Linked DNA regions of Homo sapiens: region 1 is linked to region 2. A link is a contact called in ENCODE Hi-C data. All regions are on one chromosome and are shown on one strand. Each heading gives the region's core, a stretch centred on a gene start or an enhancer-like site at or near the end of the contact. The rest is flanking DNA. Distances are from core to core; before and after follow the strand shown. Region 1 overlaps RHEB (Ras homolog, mTORC1 binding). Region 2 holds the start of TMUB1 (transmembrane and ubiquitin like domain containing 1).

Evidence for each region. A loop is a pair of places that touch in the nucleus more often than their neighbours do. Pooled maps may share reads with other maps.
Region 1: a map with no recorded cell type shows a loop between it and region 2 (10-fold over the local background). The contact joins the enhancer-like site here to the promoter of TMUB1 in region 2. A Hi-C loop is called at or near these places in 5 of 37 single-sample maps with no recorded cell type and 5 of 50 pooled maps.

Annotation. Positions count from the first base shown.
Region 1 is chr7:151,471,617-151,474,316 of GRCh38, forward strand. All of the region lies in intron 4 of RHEB (Ras homolog, mTORC1 binding), which reads right to left. Among named protein-coding and RNA genes, the nearest start is that of CRYGN, 33 kb to the left of the region's middle. RefSeq lists a silencer at 180-229 and an enhancer at 1,450-1,709. Within about 2 kb of position 1,320, at least 5 of the 41 ENCODE cell types and tissues checked have a DNase peak (open chromatin) inside an H3K27ac peak, as active enhancers do.
Region 2 is chr7:151,082,149-151,084,848 of GRCh38, forward strand. It overlaps TMUB1 (transmembrane and ubiquitin like domain containing 1), which reads right to left and starts at 1,345. Exons shown (of 3, transcript NM_001136044.2): 1 at 1,286-1,345; 2 at 27-445. The coding sequence starts at 415. RefSeq lists a silencer at 1,109-1,498.

The DNA of each region.
Region 1 (2,700 bases), core at 70-2,569, 390 kb after region 2:
AAAGTATAAATTAGACATCCATTTTAATGTTGAAGTTTTTAAATGTATGTTATGTTGCCAGCTGGAAAAATGTAAAATGTCACAGACTCACCATTTTAACATAACATAAAATGAACACAAAGAACTCCTGTTTTTTCCTAGCAATCCATTCACATGTGCATACATCTGACACTCAGCAACCCTGACTGAGGATATTCAAAGTGAAACAGGTAAGGCATTCAAACGGAAAGCCTACCACTGGGCTGAGAAACCACATAAATGCAAATTTTAATCACCCAACTCATTCAGCAAAGAACCAACTGTTTACATTACAACTTGAACAGCTTTTCCTAGAGTGCCCTAGTACATTCAGCCTGCTCCTGTGTTCTTTCCTAGGTACATACATTCTCTGGGTGATGCCAGTATCTCTTGGCTTTCAATCAGATCAATGAGCCGATGACTCTAGGATGGAGGTGGCTCTCACCGGGAAGGGGATCTGAGATGTCATAATGATCACTTGAAATCTGCCACAGCAGGATTATTTATACCACTGACTGCTGGCAAATGGCCACAAATCATTTTCCACCCTCCCCCAAAAAACCCATGCAAACATCTGCCAGCACATCACTGGCTCTACTTTCAAATCCTACCTAGAATCTGACGGCTTCTCACTCCCCTCCACTGCTGCCGCTGAGGTGTGAATTCCTGGCCCAAGTCTGCCTGCATCAGTTCCACAGCCCCAACCCTTCCCCGCCACCCCTGCTCAGCACAGCAACCAGAGGACTCTGCTGCAGCAGATGGACGGTGCCTGGTTCAACATCCTCTGATGGGTGGCCATCTTTACTCGGCCCCAGTGACTCTCAAGCCGCAAACTTCTGACCTCGTGATCCGCCTGCCTCGGCCTCCCAAAGTGCTGGGATTACAGGCGTGAGCCACCACACCCAGCCTCAAATGTCACTTCTTACACCTCTTCTGTTTACCCTAAATGACAAATTTCCTTTCCATTTCTTACCCCTTCCGTACTTTATTTTTCTTGGCAGCATGGTCACAGACATCCTATCTCGCATGTGTGTCGTTTTACTGTTTGTCTCCCACACCAGAAATAATAGGTCCGCAAGGGCAGGGATTTGTCTGCTTTGTTCATGATTGCATCACAAGCTTCAGAATAAGTTAGCTTGTTGAATGAATTACACACTGTGCTATTTTAAACGATGTGTGCTGTCATTTGATAAAAACAAAAATGAAATTTAACCCCCCTACAAGCTCGCTGTGGGTCAACAAATGGGATATGGGTGTCCTAAGGACCTGCGGTTGCATTACAGAACCACGGTTTCCTCCGCATGCTGTATTTGCCTATCTTTAAAAGTGTCGCCACTTGGGCAAAAATACAGTACCCTGTCACGTGAGAAACAGCTGAAAGAACTAGGACTGTGTGGCAGGCAGCTTGGAGCCGGCTCCCAGATCTCCTGCTCTCCTAGTGGCCACACTGTGTGTCATCTCCCTGCATGGACCTAGTGACGTGCGTCTAATGAACAGAATATGGCAAAGGTGATGGAATGTCCCTTTTGCGGTTAGGTTATAAAAGACAGTGGCTTGTCATGCAGGAAATTCCCTGGCTCTCTTGTGCACCTGCCCCAATGAAGTGAAGCACCTGGCAAGGAGCAGAGGGCAGCCTCAGGCCAGCGGCCAGCAAGGAACTAAGAAGCTCAGTCCAACAACTTGCAAGAAACTCAACCCTGTCAAGAGCCACGTGAACACGCTGGGAAACATCTTCCCCCAGGCAAGCCTTCAGATGGGACTGCAGCCCCTGCTGATACCCACACTGTGGCTCTGAGAGACTGAAGCAGAGGACACAGCTAGGCCACACCCAGATTCCTGACCCACAAAAACTGTGAGATCATAAATGTGTACTGTTCTAAGTGGCTAAATTTCTTGAGATCACTGATTTTCTGAATCAAACTGGTTGATTCGGAAAGTTTTACTGACGTATTTCTTGGATATTCATAAATATTTGTGTATTCAGCATACAGATTTCTAAAAAACAAAACACCACTCTTCTCATACTCCCTCATGTCTCAAATTTGAGAATGCTGATTAAACTACGAGCTACTAGAAAAAAAAGGCATTATTTAAAACAGCCCCATTTGTTCCCAAACCCACTTATGCCAGTTAAATTCATCATAGTCATAATTTATGTTGCAAACTTTTGAAGTATGTGTAGACAGAGTTTTGTTTGTCTGAAAACTAGAAGTTGAATACTGTGAGTTGATCTACTAAAAACGGTGCTCCTTAATAAGGTGTGCCAAACCAACTGAAAAAGACTGGTGGGGAAAATCACAGCAATCTAAATAGTTGAGGTGTAGACTGTTTCCCAAGCATCTCACTCGGAAGAAACCGAACCAGAAGTCATAATGGACAAATCGTGGATGTAGTCATACTGAACAGCAGTGGGTGAACTCATATTCAAAGATGACAATTTGAAAATTTCACAAGATGAGTGACTGAATGTATATTTATGCTTTAAAACAAAACACTGGAGATTGACATCACCTTTCCGATTTTTTTTCCCTTTAACCAGTGTTGTTTTTTTGTTTTTTTTTTGAGACACAGCCTTGCTTTGTCGCTCAGGCTGAAGTGCAATGGCATGATTTCAGCTCATGATACAGTCTCCGCCTCCCAGGTTCAAGAGATTCTCCTGCCTCAGCCTCCCGAGCAGCTGGG
Region 2 (2,700 bases), core at 95-2,594:
TTGCTCCTGCCTCTTGACCTACTTACCTTTTCAAGGAGCCAATGGTGTCGTGGGGCCAGGCCCTGGCCACCTGCTCTGAATCATTGAGGAATTTCAGCCGTAGCACGAGGGGCTCCTGCGGGGAGTCCGGGGCTGGCGGTGTTGCTGTGAACCCCGTGCTGGGCTCTGGCTGTGCAGCTTGACCTCTGTGTCTCAGGCTGGGGGTCTCTGCCCCTGGGGCCTCCCCTCTCATGCTGTCGGTAGCTGCCATGGCTGCGCTGGGCTGGGATGGCGTTGGGGTCCCTGACGGCTGGGGCAGTGGGTCCCCGCCCTCAGCGGTGTGCGTTGAGACCCAGGCAAGGGCCAGCACCAGAAGGCAGGCAAGCACCGAGAAAAGGACGGTCACCTCATCACCCACCCCTTCAATCAGGGTCATGGCGCCTGCCTTGCCCGCCGCGCTACCGAGCTGGAGAGGCACAAAGAGCCCGTGAGGCCCGGGCCCCCTGGCCAGGAGCCCTGGAACCTCCACAGGGTCCTGCCCTCACCCCACCGCGACGCTCCCACCGTCCTCAGCCTCCGTCCCCTCACCCACCCCAGGGTACCGGCTTCTCTGCCTCCCAGTCGCCCCAAACTTGCCTCCGGGTGCCCCTTCCCATCGCCGAATCCCAAGTCCTAACTTTCTGTCATCTGAGCTCGAGGTCTTCAACCAGCTCCCAACTCACCCAAACCCTATCCCAAGGTAAGGGCCTAAGCAACGCCTCTCCTAAACTTCACCCCAACCAAACTTCACCCCCAAGCGTATCTATTCTCCTGCCCACTTCACCCCAGTGTGTCTACTCCTTCACCGACTTCACCCCAGGCTCATCTACTCCGCTGCTAAAGTTTCTAAGAGGTGGGGGTAGAGCCTCTGTGCCCCCACCCCCGCCCCCCGCGTTACGGTTCACCTAAACCCCACCCGCGGCACAGGACTGCTTCCCAGGCTTCCCCCACAGCAAACGTCAAACTCCGCCCCTGGGCAATCTGGAGCCACCGAGCGTCACCACCCACCCAGCTCGGCCCCCTCCAGGTCCCCTCAACCCCACTCCGCGGAGGACTAACTCCGCGCCTCCTCTGGAAGTCTCTCCAAGCCCCCCGGGCTGCCTGACCCCAGATCCCGCCCGGAATCCGAGACTTCACGTTCCCCACCCCCACCTCTCATCACCCCTCCCACCTTCCCGCCCCCCGAAGCCGCAGGAGGGCACGGCGATCCCGGCCCGACCGGGGCCCTGGGCGGCGGGGTGGGCGCGGTCACGGCGCGGGGACTCACCGCCCGGCTCCCCCAGCTCCATCGCGGCCCCTCGGGCACTTCCGGGCGGGAGGCGCGGAGGTCGCAGGCACCTGAAGCACCCCTCCTTCCCCGCCGCCGCGGCCCGGGGCATTGTGGAACTTGTAGTCCGGCGCCGCGCTGTCCCCGCCCTCCGCCCTGCGGACCCACGTGTGGGGCTCCACCCGCGGTTCTCTGCGCCTGCAGATCGCGAAGGGGCTGGCGGGGGCGGTTTTGGGGGTTGTGCTACCCCCTAGAGGTTTGGGCGGCAGCAGCGTCCGCCCCCTCCCCTGCCAACAGCCAGGGCATCTATCACACCAGACACCGACGTCAGCTGGAGCACGTCAGAGTACCCGTGTTCGTGATGCAGTGTGGAAGGCTCTGAGGAACTCAGGTGGCCCCTACTGTTATGTCAGAGTGGACGCCAGAAGGCACTTTGGCCACCAAAATTAATTCTTCAGCCCAGAGCCCAATATCCATGGGCTGCCCCACCAGGCTGGCTAGGGATACCCATCCTCAGGGCTGCCCCTTTCCTTGGTCCCCTCCTCCACCTTCGGGACTCCACAGCCCCTTCAGGGCTGTGGAAGAAGCATAGACCTTGGAACCTGGCAGAAATCCTGATCCCTTATCTTGTGCTTCTCAGCTATATGACCTTGGGTGGGTTATTGAATCTCTCTGAACATTAATTTCTTCCTCTCTAAAACACACCTCGTAAGTCAATCATAAGGAAGAAATTAGATGTTTTATTAAAAAGTGTAAAAACTAAGGTACATGTCACACAGTAGCTATTCGCTCACCTCCACCCAAACCTGGTCTCAGGAGTCGGGTCTTTGGTGTGTTACTGTGTGGATGGCATTGAATCCCAGGCCTGTGGATATCTGGATTTTTCCCTCTGGGCTCCTGTAGCCACAGAGATCTCACATCCTGGTTTTTACAGGCCAGTCTTGATTTAAAATAATCTATCCTAGTCTTCCCATGGTTCTTGCCTACTGTGGGAGCAAGTGGCCCAAATATTGCCTTAGGAATGTCAGTCTAGATTGATACCATACAGAACTAACCTACCTCTAGTTCCATCCCTCCTGTTCATTCATTTATTCTACTAACATATTTTTTAAAAGATGTACTATGGCCAGGCGCAGTGGCTCACGCCTGTAATCCTGGCACTTTGGGAGCCAAGGCAGGCGGATCACTGAGTTCGAGACCAGCCTGGCCAACATGGTAAAACCCTGTCTCTACAAAAAAAAATACAAAAATTAGCTGGGCGTGGTGGCGGGCGCCTGTAATCCCAGCTACTCGGGAGGCTGAGGCAGGAGAATCATTTGAATGCGGGAGGTGGAGGTTGCAGTGAGCTGAGATCGAGTCACTGCACTCCAGCCTGGGTGACAGAGTGAGACTCCGTCTCAAAAAAAATTACACAC